Linked DNA regions of Homo sapiens: region 1 is linked to region 2. Evidence: chromatin contacts called from ENCODE Hi-C or POLR2A ChIA-PET data. All regions are on one chromosome and are shown on one strand. The core of a region is the stretch at or near the end of the contact, and the rest is flanking DNA. Distances in the headings are between cores, read along the strand shown.

Region 1 (3,872 bases), core at 86-2,585, 270 kb before region 2:
TCTGAGTTGGGAGGTTGGGAGATTATTGTCTCACGTACTGTGATATTATAACTGTGTTCTACCCCAGACTATATGTGTTCACCATCTCTCTCATTGAGATTCTGGTTTAACCCTATTATATCCTTAACTTTGATGGCCATTAGAATAGGAAAGAATGTTTACGCAAGACTTTAGAGAGAGCCATAGTTTGATATTTCCTTTATAAAGCTTCCTGATACTGTGTTTAGTATTTACTTTCTTTAAATGTATCTTCTTAAAAGTACAGGTAGTGTGGTAGAGTTCAAAATTAACTTCCAGTTAAATCCAGTCATAGTTTTGGTGGATTTTTTTTGCCAAGCACCGCATTTTTCTTAGTATTGTCATATATTGACTGACACTAGTCAATTGCAACTAGTGACTGGTCATGATAGATATTGATAGACATCTCATAACTGTCATGGCTGAAGGGGAGTTGCCCCTAGTTGATCATTCAACAACATGAAGAGCCCTGTGTTTTTTTCTTTTTTTTAGAGACAGGATTTCACTCTGTCATTTAGGCTGGAGTGCAGTGGCGCAATCATGGCTCACTGCAGCCTCAACTTCCCAGGCTCAGGTGATTCTCCCACCTCAGCTTCCCAAGTAGCTGGGACTACAGGTGTGTCCCACCATGCCCAGCTCATTTTATTTAATTTTTTAAGAGAGGGAGTCTCTCTATGTTGCCTGGGCTGGTCTTGAACTCCTGGGCTCAAGCAGTCCTCCTGCCTCAGCATCCCAAAGCGCTGGGATTACAGTCATGAGCCACAGTGCCTGGCCTAAAAGCCCCATCTTCCTACACAGTGCGTTGTAGTCTTTCCTCCTGAATTGATGTAGAGGCATCCTTGATGTATAACAAGCAGAGCATGCTGAACTAGTTCGCAGCAAAAAACAAACAACGAAAACTTGATATCCAGGTTGTTCTTGGATAGGTCACCATGTTTATCATTTTTAAACATCCGGGGTTGTGAGATAAAGTTGTTAAGGGAGGGATTGCACCAGCACATTTTTCTGTTTCAGTTCATGTTCATCTGACTCATATTTATTCTAGTCTAACCTCATTTTGCGTGAAAATTTTTGTACTAGAAAATGTCACTTTCAATTAGGGGAGGGGAAATTCTGATTGGGGATCAGAAGAGTCAAGATGTATTAGTGATAATTTGGCATCACTTTTGATTCAAGGTAAAAACACAGAATCCCTAAAAATGTAGTAAAGTAAAAAGTGATTCATATAACTAGATAGGGGAAAGGAAATGTCACTGCTGAGCTTTACTGTGGGAAGAGGGGGAGGTGAAGGAAATTATTACAAAATTTTTGTACGTGATGAGGAGACAGCCTCTGGACTTCCCCAAATATTTCCGTATTCCCTAAAACAGCTCTAGTGAATTGCTTCATGATTGGTGTATGAATAGAAAGACACTAGAACTCTTAAACTTGATCTTGAAAGGCCCGTCTTTGTATATAATCATCCACAGATGTCCGTATGTGATTATATATTCCCATAGTGAGGCAATGATAAATGTAAATGAGAACCATGATATAATTTTGCCTTGCTTGCATGCACATTTTCAGAATAGAATTAAAAGCACATGCCACTGTCAGTAGTTAACTATGAGGTTTGTCTTAGTTTTTTATAAGGCTTTGGCAGAGGCCTAAAGCATGTTTTAGTGTCTAAGTCTTCCCTCCCTCCCTCTCTTCCTCCCTTCTTTCCTCCCTTCCTTCCCTCTTTGGAATCAAAAAGGAACTCTCTAGGTTCTGACTATTCTCTTTTCAGAACTAGGGACAATTTCAGCTTGTACACAGATTAATTTTCATTTTTTGGCTTCTCTGCTGGTACCTGAAATTGTAACTAAGTTATTACTAGATAATTCCTTTCTGACTTCTTCCTTCAAATAAAATCTGATAAGGACAAATGTCTTCTAGGTACTATTTCAGGTGGATATGTTTGGAGGGGGACGTGGGGCAAAGCAGAGGATAGGCTAGGGGTGCTGTTATAATGTAACTTAGGTCAGTTGATTGGTGCTTAGTAAATCATGGTTTTCTGTATAGTGCCAAATGCTCAGAAAATCTGTACTGGATAAAGAATTTCTTGTTCAAGTCTATTTAGTTACTGTACTTATGCCTAAAACTGGAATGTGCTCCTCTTTTAAATTCAGTAGGCTGTGCATTTATGACTATAGATGATACCACTTTCATTTTTAAAATAATGATAAAAGCTTAAGTTGTAAATTTAAGTTGTAATATGGACACTTAAAAAAAAACCCAAAACAAAACAATCTTCCTTCTGGTTATGGGGAATTCCTACATGAGTTCTTTCCAACTGCTTTTGTTTATATGAGTGTTGAAACTTAAAATGAGTAAATTCTGTCTTCCAAATAATTTTCTACATTTTCCATTTATTTCCATCGCTTATATCTGCTCTCAAGAACAAAACAAAAGTGGTTTCCAGGCCAGGCGCGGTGGCTCACGCCTGTAATCCCAGCACTTTGGGAGGCAGAGGCGGGCAGATCACGAGGTCAGGAGTTCGAGACCAGCCTGGGCAACATGGTGAAACCCCTACTCTAATAAAAATACAAAAATTAGCTGGGCGTTGTGGCATGTGTCTGTAATCCCAGCTACTCGGGAGGCTGAGGCAGGAGAATTGCTTGAACCTGGGAGGTGGAGGTTGTGGTGAGCCAAGATTGTGCCACTGCACTCCAGCCTGGGTGACAGAGCGAGACTCTGTCTCAGGGGAAAAAAAAAAGTGGTTTCGTTTGCTATACCAACGTGTAAAATGTAGAAATTTCCAGTGTTTAAAAATTCTGATTGGCTATTCCTTTCAAGGTATTACAGTGTGGGAGGTAAAGGATCTAATGTAGTTATCTAGGAGTTTAAGTTTGAAAAAGAATTCAACAGTGTTGAATTCCTTGGAAATGGGTACGCTCAGTTTCTTTCTTTTTTTTTTTTTTTTTTTTTTTGAGACGGAGTCTCACTCTGCTACCCATGCTGGAGTGCAGGGCCATGATCTCGGCTCACTGTAGCCTCCGCCTCCCAGGTTGCAGCGATTCTCCTGCCTCAGCCTCCCGGGTAGCTGGGATTACAGGCAGGTGCCACCGTGCCTGGCTAATTTTTGTATTTTCAGTAGAGACGGGGTTTCACCATGTTGGCCAGGCTGGTCTTGAACTCTTGTCCTCAGGTGATCTGCCCACCACGGCTTCTCACTTGATCTTAGCCAAAAGGCCGAGAAGCCATCCACCACGGCTTCTCAAAGTGCTAGGATTACAGGCGTGAGCCACCATGCCCAACCGTTTCTAACACTTCACAAAGCTTTTCCATCTGACAGTGGATTTGACCAGAGTGGGTTCTCTTGCTTCTAATTTCAGCAGCAGTTCATTTCTCTTTTTTAATGTAACCCTTGAGCTGTGGGGGTTGAAACCTGCTTCTGAGAATTCATGTTTCTTATCTTTTCCTCCTAAAACTGCATATAGTGGTGTTCTCCCCACCAAAAGAAACAATAAAAATAATTTCCCATGGAATACACATATAGTATTTAATTTTATTTTTTCTTGTTTACTAAGGTCTTTAAAATTGAGTAGGGCATCTACAGCTCTCTGTCCTCAGACCTTCCACCTCATTCTTATGGAGTCAGGAGTTTGCAATCTTCACAGGTTTCTGATCTCCTTTCCTATCCCAGACACAAGAGATACCTGCTGTTGCTATTTGTGACCAAATACCATATTTGTCAATAACTACCAACAGGGGCTCTGGGAATCTGGAAGCTGAAGACATCACTCTTGATAATTCAGTCCAAGGGCCCTTTGTCCCTCATACCCATCCTTTCTCTACTGGGATTTAGACTTTTGCCTTTCCTGCATCTGATC
Region 2 (3,749 bases), core at 448-2,947:
ACCACTTCTATCAAGTTGTGAAACATTTTCATACGTCGTTGAGGTTGTTTTTATGCCCATGTTACTGGTGAGCTATTAAGGCTCAGGAAAGTGAAGTGACTGATTCAAGTTCATCAGTGGGAGAGGTCGGATTTGAGCCCAGATTCTGTAACTCCTGTAGAAGGAGGAAATGTCTCTCTTCAGACTTTGATAACAGCCTCTGAACTGATTTCCTGGTCTCCTGTCTCCCTTCTTCCAGGTGTCTTACACACAATGAGATTCATCTCCTACCACCAGGCTCTAAGAGAACTATCTCCCTCCTTAGCCTCCCAATGGGCGCTCATTAGTATCCAAATAAAGTGCAAGCTCCGTTCTGCTGTAACCTTTATGTTGATCACCAAGCAGCCTGTTTCTCTGGGCCTGTGGTCCTTGGGAAATGCTTGTGAATCCTGGACTCTGACAATCCTGGGAGTGGTGGCTGATCCTGGCACAGCTTCTGCCCTTTATCCTATCCATCAGCTACCAGCCAGACTGCATGCCCTTGAGATTTCTCAAGCGGGGTCTGACACCAGCGTGGGCTCTGTGCACCTCAGTGTGTGTTGCCATTGGAACCCCGTCACTCGACTTGAGGGAAAGGACAGCAACCTCCCATCTCTCCACCTTGGTTGGCTAAGTTATTTTAAGGTCAAATAATGGAAGCAGTGCAGATATTAAATATGTCGGTGCCAGTTGTATATATGTGCTCCCTGAAAATATACTCATGGTGTATTTTTAGGTGCCAAAGGGCAAAATCCTATATGTAATATAATCTTGTTTCAGAAAAAATATGTTTATATAGACAGAACAAATATATATTTTAACATGTTCATCTATTTGCATAAGAAAACATTCGAAAAGATACACCTTTAATGGTAATGTTAACATGTTAATGGTGGTTCTCTCTGGCTGATGTGATTTGGAGTGATTTTAATTTTTTCCTTTGGCTTATTTTCATCCTTGCTAAGTTTCTTTCCATAAAAACATGACCTCTATATGAGAAAAAGAAGGCCGGGTGTGACGGCTGTCTGTAAGCCCAACACTTTGTGGGGCGGAGGTGGGCAGATCACTTGACGTCAGGAGTTCAAGACCAGCCTGGCCAACATGGTGAAACCAGGTCTCTACTAAAAATACAAAAATTAGCTGGATGTGGTAATGCACGCCTGCAATCCCAGCTACTCGGGAGGCTGAGGCAGTAGAATCATTTGAACATAGGAGGCAGAGGTTGTAGTGAGCCAAGATCGCGCCATTGCACTCCAGCCTGGGCGACAGAGTGAGACTCTGTCTTGAAAAAAAAAAGAAAAAGAATAATGAAGAAGAAAAGAGTTTCTGTAGGACTCTGTTTGCCCTCTCAACTTGGCCTTCTCTCACAACTAATTGTGTATTTGCACCTCTACTTTCTCTGCCCCTCAAGAACAGGGATCTCATCTTACTCATTTTGCCTTCTCTGCGACGTCTCCAAGACATGCTCAAGAATTAATTAGCTAGCCAGGGAGCGGACCCCAAGTTCTACTGTCTCTGACCCCTCCTGAGTGCAGGTCTCTGAGGCCAAGCCCCTCGAGCAGGCCTCCAGGAGGTGAAGCTCCTGAGACCTCCCAGGCCTAGGTTCCTGGGGTTTCCCACTAGGCACCTTGTCAGTGAGTAAAGCAGTGGTGGCTGCAGGCAGATGCAACATCAACAGCAAGTCTGCAGGCAAAGACGCTCTCTTGCGCTTGTGGGTTTCTTCTCAATATGATTTCATTACTGTAAGGCAGATGTTTCATTGCCAGGGCAACCAGGGGGTGGAATATGCACAGAGCAGCCTCCACTTTGAACTTTATTTTGTTAAACTCCCACTGGGCCCTGAGCTCACTTCCCATTTGTGGTTGCAAGAATGTAAACATTCTTCAAATCTGCTGGGGTTTTTTGTCTTGATCTTGTTTTGTCTCTTTAGAGGTCTGGCTGACATGTACAGTGTCTTCTGCAATTTACTAATTAGTGTAACTTGTTTCATTCTCACCCGCTCACCTTGATACCTCTCCCTACTGTCTTGTGATCAGACTTGCTCCCTCAAAATAGATGGATATATTTTTCAATGTATTTAAAATGAACTGGAGGCCGGGCGAGGTGGCTCACATCTATAATGCCAGCACTTTGGGAAGCCGAGGAGGGTGGATCACCTGAGGTCAGGAGTTCGAGACCAGCCTGACCAACATGGTGAGCCCTCATCTCTACTAAAAATACAAAAATTAGCCGGGCGTGGTGGCGCATGCCTGTAACCCAGCTACTTGGGAGGCTGAGGCAGGAAAGTCACTTGAACTGGAGAGGCAGAGGTTACAGTGAGCCGAGATCGCGCCATTGTACACTCTAGCCTGGGCAACAAGAGCGAAACTCTGTCTCAAAAAAAAGAACTGGAACGTCAGAATTGGAATTTTCCAATAGGGAGGATATCAAAGGGGACAGCTTTAACTGTTTCTCCTCTCATGATGTGCTCTTTTTCCCCTTGGTTTTCCTGCTCCTGCTCCGCAGCACACACAGGTTTCTAAACTACACTGAGGGGTGACTAGCCCTCTGTGGCCTTGGCCTGTTTGATGTGAATACCCTATCTCCCTGGTGAGGCTTGGAGGCCTCAGTGGGAGGAGCAGTCATGATCGATTCCTCAATCATGACAAAACCCATATAGCCTGCAGTTCCCTCTCCTTCCATTCCTTGTCCCAGTTAAAATACCTTTCAACTAGACTCCACTTTTGGAATTGTCACTGACAAAGTTGTTTTCTGGGGAGGTGAGCCTCAGAGGTTTAAACACACTGGTCTTGCCCAGCACCTGATACTTCATTGTTGGAAGGAATTAAATCTAATTGAATAGAATCAAATCCAAATTGAACGGGCAGGTTCTAAACCAGGCTTGCAGATCAGGGCCATCAGCCTCTTAAATGCAGCCCAGATGAGCCCACCGTTGTCTGGTGTCTGAGAGGAGGAGGGCACAGTGCGAGGGCCCATTCTGGTTGTTTGGGGATGTTTCTCTTAGCTCGTTGCTTGGAGGGTCTACCTGGTTTCTCATAGCTGCTGCCTGGGGTAAATGACTGGCTTTGAATCAAGTCCCAGAGTGCAAGTGTCTGAGGGGAGCCTGGGAGTAAATGGAGGAAGGAAGGAGAGGGAGGGAGGGAGGGGGGTTCCCCTACAGTTTCCCAATGAGGAGATAAAATGTAAGCCCTAGAAACATGGGAGAATTAATGATGTGGAATGAGCTGTGTCACTTGTGACATGAGTCATAGTATTGCCCTCTCAGGATAGATCTCTGCCCTGAAAGTGGCTGAGAACAGCCAAACCCAGAGAGGTGGGTACAGTCATCCTAGGGGTGTAGCCTGACCTTGCACTTGAAGGGAAGGAGGAAAGCCAACCCCTGTGCTAGGATACACGATTAGTGCTCATGACACATCTGTAAGATGTTACTCCCTTTTTACGGAAGGGAAACTGAGGCCCAGAAGGGTCAGCAAAAGCCATCACCCTTGGAGGAGGATAGATCTGGGTTTTGATATCACAGGCGCCATCCCCTAATGCCTGCATAACTTTGGGTCTCCTCCTCCACCAGACAGATCCTGCCACCTGTGGAGAGGTCAGCAGGGGACTCCCTGGTTTGCACAGGACCATCTGGATCAGGTAGGAAGGAGGAGAAAACCACTGGCCTCCACATTCTTTAATCCAGCTTTGCAGATAATAGAGCCTGGACTTTCAGCTGATCTGATTCCTGATCA

Evidence for each region. A loop is a pair of places that touch in the nucleus more often than their neighbours do. ChIA-PET counts read pairs that join two places held with the same protein, here RNA polymerase II (POLR2A). Pooled maps may share reads with other maps.
Region 1: a pooled map shows a loop between it and region 2 (9-fold over the local background). The contact joins two enhancer-like sites. A Hi-C loop is called at or near these places in 10 of 37 single-sample maps with no recorded cell type and 10 of 50 pooled maps. POLR2A ChIA-PET finds 5 or more read pairs at or near these places in 2 of 52 experiments (AG04449 and activated CD4-positive, alpha-beta T cell).

The regions. Positions count from the first base shown.
Region 1 is chr15:63,211,341-63,215,212 of GRCh38, forward strand. The region is part of intron 1 of RAB8B (RAB8B, member RAS oncogene family); the gene reads left to right. Among named protein-coding and RNA genes, the nearest start is that of RAB8B, 24 kb to the left of the region's middle. Within about 2 kb of position 1,336, at least 13 of the 41 ENCODE cell types and tissues checked have a DNase peak (open chromatin) inside an H3K27ac peak, as active enhancers do.
Region 2 is chr15:63,478,019-63,481,767 of GRCh38, forward strand. No RefSeq gene overlaps it. Among named protein-coding and RNA genes, the nearest start is that of USP3, 25 kb to the right of the region's middle. RefSeq lists an enhancer at 3,401-3,550. Within about 2 kb of position 1,698, at least 10 of the 41 ENCODE cell types and tissues checked have a DNase peak (open chromatin) inside an H3K27ac peak, as active enhancers do.